Linked DNA regions of Homo sapiens: region 1 is linked to region 2. A link is a contact called in ENCODE Hi-C or POLR2A ChIA-PET data. All regions are on one chromosome and are shown on one strand. Each heading gives the region's core, a stretch centred on a gene start or an enhancer-like site at or near the end of the contact. The rest is flanking DNA. Distances are from core to core; before and after follow the strand shown. Region 1 overlaps GPRIN3 (GPRIN family member 3). Region 2 holds the start of HSD17B11 (hydroxysteroid 17-beta dehydrogenase 11).

The links. Hi-C counts contacts between places; a loop is a spot of excess contacts on that map. ChIA-PET counts read pairs that join two places held with the same protein, here RNA polymerase II (POLR2A). Pooled maps may share reads with other maps.
Region 1: a loop to region 2 is called in a pooled map, with 3 times the contacts of the local background. The contact joins the enhancer-like site here to the promoter of HSD17B11 in region 2. A Hi-C loop is called at or near these places in 4 of 50 pooled maps. POLR2A ChIA-PET finds 5 or more read pairs at or near these places in 2 of 52 experiments (T-cell and naive thymus-derived CD4-positive, alpha-beta T cell).

The regions. Positions count from the first base shown.
Region 1 is chr4:89,296,690-89,301,440 of GRCh38, reverse strand. The region is part of intron 1 of GPRIN3 (GPRIN family member 3); the gene reads left to right. Among named protein-coding and RNA genes, the nearest start is that of GPRIN3, 8.7 kb to the left of the region's middle. Within about 2 kb of position 2,525, at least 11 of the 41 ENCODE cell types and tissues checked have a DNase peak (open chromatin) inside an H3K27ac peak, as active enhancers do.
Region 2 is chr4:87,388,181-87,393,085 of GRCh38, reverse strand. It overlaps HSD17B11 (hydroxysteroid 17-beta dehydrogenase 11), which reads left to right and starts at 1,898. Exons shown (of 7, transcript NM_016245.5): 1 at 1,898-2,225. The coding sequence starts at 2,016. RefSeq lists enhancers at 1,031-1,603, 1,617-1,686.

The sequences.
Region 1 (4,751 bases), core at 1,276-3,775, 1.9 Mb before region 2:
AAAATGTAATTAGCCTGCAAATATTATCAAGATTTGAACTTTTGCATTGCCTCTGTGTCTTTATTCTGAATTATGACTGTACAGGACAGATATGCTGAATATAACATAGAAGTTTTTCTTGTAGTTCTTCCTTTTGACTCTGTGATATGAATGTGCTTTCTCAGTATACATTTTTTTAAAATTGTTGTTCAAAAATGCAAAAGACATTTGACTCACTGTGAGTTCCACTTTCTTGGAGTTTGATCTTTGCCTTTGCCATTACATCGCTTTGAAATGCTCATTCCTTCACTCTAAATTAGTTTCTCAATCCACTCAAAGCATGGTTTCAAGCTCCATGATTGCAGCAAAACTTTTGTAATTCTTAAGACCTGTTTCTAATTTATTTTATACATAGCATGATTCTTAAATTTATACTTAGTCATATTGTTAATTAAGCATGCCTTTCTTTGAATTTTTCTATAAGGTATTTCTCCTTGAAAAATGCAGGTAAAAATGAAGCAGCTAAAATTGTAATTGTTAATTAAAATTAAGAATTTTAAATTCCAGTAAAAATTTTAGTCAGAGCTAAAGTTAGTAAATGCATGTTCATTTTCACCTGCATCCTTGGTTGGGTAAAAATTGCTTATGACAAAGTGGGTATGGGTGATTGTTCTTGTTTTCATGTCGAACATGTTCTGAAAACAGTCAGAGAGCAGAAGTCTATCATTGTCAGGGTAAGGGGCTGAGCTCTGATTAAGTGAGTGAAAATGCACTTACAGTCTCCTTTCATATGAGGGATTGTCTACCCAAGTGGATTCTCAGAGCAGAAGAAAGCTTTGCTGTGAGCATCTGAGAGACCTGGTACTCTTCACTTTACCTGTCTGGGCCTCAGATTTGGAGATATATGTACCAAATCAGAATTGAAAACTGGCAGTCTGTGGGCCTAGCAGGAAAACTGTGGCCTCCAGGTATTTATTTTTTAATTAAGCCAGTGTTTAAACATCAGATCTATTATAAAAAATGAAGCCCTCACCCACATTCTCTAGGCTGGAGCTGAACAGCAATATATATGCTACTTCATTACTTCGCTGTAGTCCCCACTTCTCAATGTCTCACTGACATTGAGCATTTATATAAGTCACTTGTGCCCAACAGCTTCACTTAGTTGTGTTACTACCCCAAACCTGTAGGTATTGAGTCTGTAAAGTCTGGACTACTTAGGTGTTCCCTAAGTACCATTGAGCTCCAAAATGCTATGACTGTACTCATGAAATTGATGTGTCTACAAAGCAGAAAGGTGATGGCGCCAAATATAGTTAACCCCCATTAACCATGGTGAGGGTCTAAAAATTTTGCAGTATCAAAATTTGTAGAGTCTGTGAAAGTTTAATGAATAAAAATTGAGTTAACGTAGTCTGTTAAAGAATAACGGAGTTTTTCATCTGTGTACTTGCTTGCTTTTTACTGTACGACAAGTGGCAAATGAAAAATATTAGCAGTTTTAACAATAATGTAATTTATTTTTTCTTTACCTTAAAGACCAATGACTGAGATCTCACATTGGATTGCTTTATGTATTTTTAAATGCACCATATCTTTATCTTATGTATAACTTTTTACACATAGACCAAACTTGCATAGCTTCCTGAAAGTCCAGAGTGTATCTCAATCTTTCAAGTGATGCTGCATTTTATTTAGCAGGCCTGGCAGTTGAGATAAACTTTCAGGAGTAGTATCAACTCGTATCCCAGCTTGTGTTTCTGTATAGCCTGGAAATGCTCAGTTAATGATTACAGTAGGCTGTGTTTGCAACCCCTCTCTGAGGCTAGGCAGATCACTGCACAGTCTGGCCACTTGATTGTGTAGAACTGCTCCGTTACTATGGCTAAAAAATGAGGTGACTGCATCAGGGTTGATTTATTCATGTTGCAAATAAAGACAAATGCCCTTTTGGGGCAACAAGATGGAAAACTCAGACAGATCTCTTCGGTAGGGAAAGCTGTCTTCATAGCGCTCTGAAATCTCTCATGCCTTGTCAACTTCTCCTGCCACTTTCCTTCCTCATGCACACTTGCTGCATACCACCCCCACTTCGTGCCTCCTACTTTATTTCTAAAAACATCCCCTCATCTAATTATTAATCCTAAAGTGTCGGTGTTTCAACAGCTTCACTCCGAGAAGACAGTGCCGAGAATAGTACCAATCGAAACTAACAGAGGACACAGTGCCACATTGACTCTATGCTTTCTTTGAAGAGAGTGGCATTTCCTTATAGAATGGTGGCTGTGTTTAAGTATCAAGCGTCCTGTCACCTGAAATGGGTTGATAATATATAAAAGACCATAGGTGTTAAAAGTCTTTAGAGATAAAGTTATTTTTCTGAAAGTGCCATTTAAAACACAAATTTAGTTCACTGAAATGTTTATGCTCTTTTACGAAGAAACTGTTCTGCTATTCCCCTGGTGGCTATTTTGATGTTTAGAACTATAATGATAGGTTTTTAAAAAATCCTCCCTCTGGGGTTTGTGGCTTTTGAGTGATGAAATCTGAGCCTCCGAGAGGGAGGGGAAAAGTTAATAACCTGAGCTGGACTGGATTGAGAGCATGTCAGCTCCTTCTACTTTGCAAATTGAATCAAAGCTTTCCTCCAACTGGAAATAGGAATTTATTTAGGAGGTGAGAGATAGAATGTGAAATGGAGTTGGCAGAAGGCCCTGGTTTAAGAAAGGTGAATTCTTTGGATCATTTAATAAATCTGTATCGAGCACTTGAGATATATATATATACATATATATATATGTATGTATGTAAAACCCTGTTTTGTGTGCTAGGGACTCAAAATTGAATAATACATAGTCTGAACTCTCAAATAATTCCCAGACAACGGGAATAAGCTTAGTAATAAATATAGTTCAACAAAATTAGAATGGGCTCTTTTCCTGGTCATGATCTCAGAGAATTCCCCTGGTAGCCTAACAACCTGGGTCCCTCCTCTGTCCTAACCAAGCAGCCCTGTACCTCTTTCTTCCTTCCTGTATGCTGAGCAATTCAGCTTCATTTCCGTTCCTCTTCACAGCTTCACCACCTGCTTGCCACACCTGGGTTCCTTTCCTCCCTGCCAGGCTAACTTGAAAACTGTATGTCTTTCCCATACTCCACTTCCTTAATGTTGTAGAAAATAAAGTCACAGACACATGCATTTTTGACTTAGTTCTCCTAAAAACAACTAAGAAGCAGAGGGTAGCAGAAGTGACAAAAACGGAACAGATATAAGATGTAGAATTCTTACAAGAGTCTGCTGGTATGTGTACTACGAGAAATTTCTTTCTCATGAGGATACCAGAACCTCAGTGTAACTTCATTTCCATTTTTTTCCTATTTAAGAAAATATCCACACATGCCAGTGAAATGAGTGAGAGTGACATTATTATAGAAATAACTTGATTTTTGAGGTTAATATAATTCATTAGAGAAAACAGCTCTAAATTATACTTTAATAAATAATTTGCTGTCATTGGTACTTTATCATTGCTCATAAATTGTTTGTGATACACAAGTGTATTTTAAGACTGCTTAAGGGCCGCTGTTTTAGATAATTGCTTAGACTCTCAGGAAGCTCTTCCACCCTTGGGGAATGATCTTGAGTCAGATCATTATTGGGGAATGTACCCATTCCAATGGGACTGTAAATACCCAGCTATTTATGTAGCTGCTCTGTGAAATATCCCATGCCTTCTGGCTATCTTTTTATTCTGAGGAGGTGCTCACCACTCTCCATTGGTCTCCCTCTCCAGGGCTTCAACCTTGGAAGTTTAAGTGGTAATTCATGCCTCTGAAATGCCTAGTAAGTGATTCCATCTCTGTGTATTTGCCCTGACTGGGAGGAGAACCTCCTTTGCCTTGGAGCGCAGAGACTGGTGGTGTAGGGGAAATAAAAGAAAAGAGATGGAGCCTCAATTATAGAATTAATGATGATGAGTGGAAAAGAATGAAAGACCAACTAAACACATGCGGGAAGAGGGTTTAAAATTCATTAAAGAATGAACAAGAAACAAAACAAAACAAAACAAAACAAAAAAACACTTGAGGCACTTTGCCATCTTGATTCTAGAGCATAAGAGAACCCTAATACATGTCTCCATATATATCCATCTACTTTCCAAAGGAAATGAGTGAAGGCTAGATTACAGATATGTATAAATCCTTAAAAATTTTATTCTTCAGGCTTATCTGCCAGTGACGTCTTGCTAAAACCACTTCTCCTTTAAAGAAATCTCTGAGGTTTGTACTACTAAATAATAACACATTAATAATTCCCCATTCTAGAGATGAGGAAATAGATAGCATAACTTGCCCAAAGTCCCACAGATGGTAATGGAGCTGTGTGAATTCAGTTGTTCAATGTCAAAGGCCATGAGCTTCACCACTATGCTACACTGCAGGACTCTGTTGGTGATGCAAATCACAGTGGGTCAAAATGTAAGGACTCAGTACGATTTTATGGACTTCTGTCTTCTATCTTGGATTTCATCTTGTGTTGCTTAAAAAGCAAATGTGAAAGCTTCTAAATGAGCAATAAGACATTTAAAAAAACACAGGGTGAGTTCAAGGACAGATATTTTAGGTTAAAATTTTATAGATCATTGCATAGGTGATAACATTGGCAAACATAAATTTTATCAAAATACCAGGTAACACATATGTTCAGCAAATAACATTTCTTTGTTTCTCAAAAGAAAAACCAAATGTGTTTCTTATGTCACATGTGTGTG
Region 2 (4,905 bases), core at 649-3,148:
GTCCCAGCTACTTGGGAGGCTGAGGCAGGAGAATCGCTTGAACCTGGGAGGTGGAGGTTGAGGTTGCTGTGAGCCAAGATTTCGCCACTGCACTCCAGCCTGGAGACAGAGGGAGACTCCTTTAAAAAAAAAAAAAATAGCATAGCTAGAGCCTCAATATATGAAACTCAACATAGTTGAAACACTTCTTATAGTAGATCACCATGTCAGATGTAATTTATTCCTGTAGGTGTTGGACCAAAAAATTGACAAACACTGAACATATGTGTAGCCCCAGTTACACTTTTACTCACTGTGTAGATTTTAAAGTTGATCTAACAGATTTATTCATTTACAGTATAGGTATAAATATATCCTGACTCTACTTTTCTCTATTTCCTAGGAGGCTTTTGAAAATCAAATGAAATAATATATGTGGAAGAACACTTTGTAAACTTTCTATACAAGTGTTTTGTAAATTTGGATTTGGAGGCTATCCAAAAAAAAGTTGTAGATATTCTGAATTCAAAGAATTCTATAATGGGGTTCACTTTTGTGAGGCTGCCACTATCCCTTCATCCCCTATAACAACGTATGGCTGCTTAAGTAAGAGGGACAATCGAGTTTGAACTATTTGTGAACTTTGATTTTTTTGTGTGATCTTTCTGGCTCTTAAATATGAAAGTTGACTATTGTCACACAACAAAGTCCCTTCCCAAGCACTGGAGTGTCTTGCGCAAAACCCAAATCCAATGTCTGTCAAAAATGAGTTGGAAAAAAATGCATGCAATACCATTATTAAGCTCTTACTGGACACAAGCCCTAGTTAGGTCTTTTCTTCCAGTAACCAATCTCTAGAATTTTTTCAAGTCACTAGTTAGCATATACTGAATACCCATTTATATAGGCTACAAAACCAAATGTTACATAGGTAATCTTTAGGCTAAATGATTTGCTATTTATTCACTTGAATAAAGATAAAATTCCTAAAGTACAACATATATTTTTTATTTTCAAACTCTAATAGGTCAAGTGAAAAATGATTATTCAAATATACTCTTCTTTCTTGTGGAAACAATCCCTTTAATACGATAACAATTTTTTCTGGCGCTTGATTGAAGCTGTCCTTGAACAGACAAAATTTCCCCTGTCTTCCAGAAATCGTGCTTAGTTCAAACTAAAATGTGATGTAGCGCAATTTCTCAGCTGGAAGCAGAACGATTGGTCTTTTCAGGATCCTTTAAGATAGGAATCTACATTTGCATCCTCTATCTAGTTTTTGTTTTTTAGGACAAAGTCTGGCCTTTTCGTCCAGGCTGGAGTGCAGTGGCGCGATCTTCACTCACTGTAGCCTCCACCTCCTGGACTCAAGCAATTCCCGTGCCTCAGTCTCTCGAGTAGCTGGAACTACAGGCACACGCCACTACGCCTGGCTAATTAAAAAAAAAAAAAAAGAGACCGGGGGTCTCCCTATGTTGTTCAGGCTGATCTCGAACTCCTGGGGTCAAGCGATCCTCCCGCCAGGGCTTCTCAAAGTGCCAGGATCACAGGCGAGAGCCGCCGCGCCCAGCGGCACCCCCTATCTAGTGATAAGCAACCTTCAACTATGAAAGAAGCATCTGGCCTGTGGACACTGTCGGTTATCCTTGGAACTTATCCAATTTAGGAAAACAAGTGAGCAACTAACCCTCCAAGGCCGGCTCACGACACCGGGAGAAAGTGGTGTAAAAGACAATCGCGGCCACACACCGCGTGGGGGCTGCGCAAAGCAGAACTAGGAAGCTTTGCTCCGGTCTGGACTTCGTCCCTCCCAGATCTCTGAGCTAGCAAGCACTGCAGCCCGAGCCAATTGCGAAAGACCAACAAAGCCCAGCCCAGCGGAAGGAACGGTTTCGGAGTTGTTTTTCTTTGATACGGGAGTTCCTCCTTGCTCTCGCCCCTACTCTTTCTGGTGTTAGATCGAGCTACCCTCTAAAAGCAGTTTAGAGTGGTAAAAAAAAAAAAAAACACACCAAACGCTCGCAGCCACAAAAGGGATGAAATTTCTTCTGGACATCCTCCTGCTTCTCCCGTTACTGATCGTCTGCTCCCTAGAGTCCTTCGTGAAGCTTTTTATTCCTAAGAGGAGAAAATCAGTCACCGGCGAAATCGTGCTGATTACAGGAGCTGGGCATGGAATTGGGAGACTGACTGCCTATGAATTTGCTAAACTTAAAAGCAAGCTGGTTCTCTGGGATATAAATAAGGTAACAGTGTTTACTATGTTTTACTTTCTGGTACCTTTAATTTGTGGATGTGTCTGCATTTTGCTGGCAACCACCCTTTACCTCATCTCTGCAAAGCAGGGAGGAAAAAAAAATTAGTATTGCCATTTTGCAGATGGGAGGGCATGAATTAATATGTTGTATGATCACATGATAAACAGACCTAGAGGTTATAATAGTCCCAGTTACTGCCCCATTTGTAAATTGATCCCCATTTTTGCCCTAAGGATAACTCATAATTTTTTCCTGAACCTGATTTCATTGATCCCTCTATTTTAAAAATAGGGAAAAAACAATCGTTTTAGCTATATATTAAAAGAGTAAGAAGCTTGTACCTATTAAGAGAAAGTCCTACTTACTGTTAATGAGAAAAGTGGTTTGAAAGATTATACTCGCCGTTGGCTCACGCCTGTAATCCCAGCACTTTGGGAGTCCAAGGCAGGCGGATCGCGAGGTCAGGAGATCGAGACCATCCTAACACACTGAAACCCCGTCTCTACTAAAAATACCAAAAAAAAATTAGCCGGGCGTGGTGGCGGGCGTCTGTAGTCCCAGCTATTGGGGAGGCTGAGGCAGGAGAATGGCGGGAACCCCGCGGGGCGGAGGTTGCAGTGAGCCAAGATGGCGCCACTGCACTTCAGCCTGGGCGACAGAGCTAGACTCCGTCTCAAAAAACAAACAAAAAGATTATACTCAACAGAAACCAATGCTACATTGCCATAGTTATTGCCAAGAGTAATTTTAAAAAGCATCTTTTCCGGGAGGCTGAGGTGGGGGGTTGCTTGAGCCTGGGAGGTGGAGACTGCAGTGAGCTGTAAACGCCCCACTGCACTCCAGCCTGGGTGACAGAGTGAGACCCTGTCTCAAATTTTTTTAAAAAACATTTTTTACCACGTTTGACCTGTGATACTGAAGGAGTGGCGGGAAAGCATCTTTTAGTAAAAACAATAAAAGGGAAAAAAACTTTCAGTGTAATTTTTTACCTAGGACAAGTGTAGGTGTGGCTTAGGGAGGAGAAGAGGACCTAGAATCCAACCTTTTATTTGACCTTTGGTAGATGAACAAAGGGGTTTCTAGAAGATACCTGATGGCCTGAAACATTATCCATTACACACTAGTTGACATGCAATGCTGTAAACAATAATTCAAAGGATGTGAAGTTAAATGAGGGTTAACCCAGTGAGTGGCTGATGAAGACAGCAATCAACAAATAATGACTGTCTGCTGCTTAGACATTAGGGATAGGGTGACAAACAGAAAATAAGGTTCCATGACCTCAGTCTAGTAGGGAAAATGGACATTAAGTAATTACAAGTGCAGGCTGGATGCGGTGGCTCACACTTGTAATCCCAGCACTTTTGGAGGCCGAGGCGGGCAGATGACCTGAGGTCAGGAGTTCAAGACCAGCCTGGCTAACATGGTGAAACCCCATTTCTACCAAAAATACAAAAAATTAGTTGAGCGTGGTGGCGTGTACTTGTAATCCCAGCTACTCATGAGGCTGAGGCAGGAGAACTGCTTGAACCTGGGAGGCAGAGGTTGCAGTGAGCCGAGATCATGCCATTGCATTCCAGCTTGGGCAACAAGAGCAAAACTCTGTCTTAAAAATAAATAAATTAATTAAATTAAATTAATAAATAAAAAAGTAATTACAAGAGCAATGAAAAATACAACCCAGGTCCAGCCTGGACCAGCATGGTCAAGGTCTGGCATGGTGATATAGTCAGACACATCTGAGCTTTCGTTTTCTGATTGGGTAACTTACTCAACGTTTCCACAGCTTTAGTTCCTTTTCTGCAAAATGGATAAAATAACAATACATACCTCAAAAAGCTGTCAGTATGATATGAGATAATGCATACAAAGCATTTAGCACAGTGTGGTATAAGGTAAACACACTGCAGTGTTCTTATTATTCCTTGACAAAGTGTGGTTTAAGCTAAAATTTAAATGTATGTAAGAGTTAGTTAGGTTAATGACTTCCAATGTCCAGTGCTGGTTTGTACAAAATTTTCTCTGATCTTCAGTGACATGCATTTATCCAACAAATATTTATTGAGCACCTATTATCTGTTAGGCACTGTTCTAATGCAGAACTGAGGATATAGCACTGAGGAAGACATGAGCCTCATGAGCTAGGGGCAGTATGCCACACTGTATAATAAAATGTATAATTGTTAGATGGTGTTAAGCATAAAGAAAAAAATAAAAGGTGAAAGTAGATAAAAGACTCTATATGGTGGGGAGGGTAGGAGGGGAGTGTTGACTTTACAGTGGTGGCCAGGAAGGCCCCACTGAGATGGAGATAATTGAATCAATATCAGAAGAAGCTGAGAGCACAGTGAGTCCTGCAGGGAGGGATCAGCAAATGCAAAGCCTGGCATAGACTGAGGGAAGGGAGAGAAGCACAAGAAAGGTCTAGATCTACTCTGTGCAACACAGTGGTAGGTAGTAGCCCCTAGCCTCTTGTGGCTCTTGAGCCTTTCAAAATGTGGCCAGTCTGATTTGAGATGCACTGTGAGTGGAAATACATGCTGGATTTTGCAGACTTAGTATGAAGAAAAGAATGTAGAATTTTGTGTTAATAATTTTTATATAGTATACATGTTGAAATGATAATTACTTAGATATGTTGGGTTAAATAAAATATGCCACTAGATTG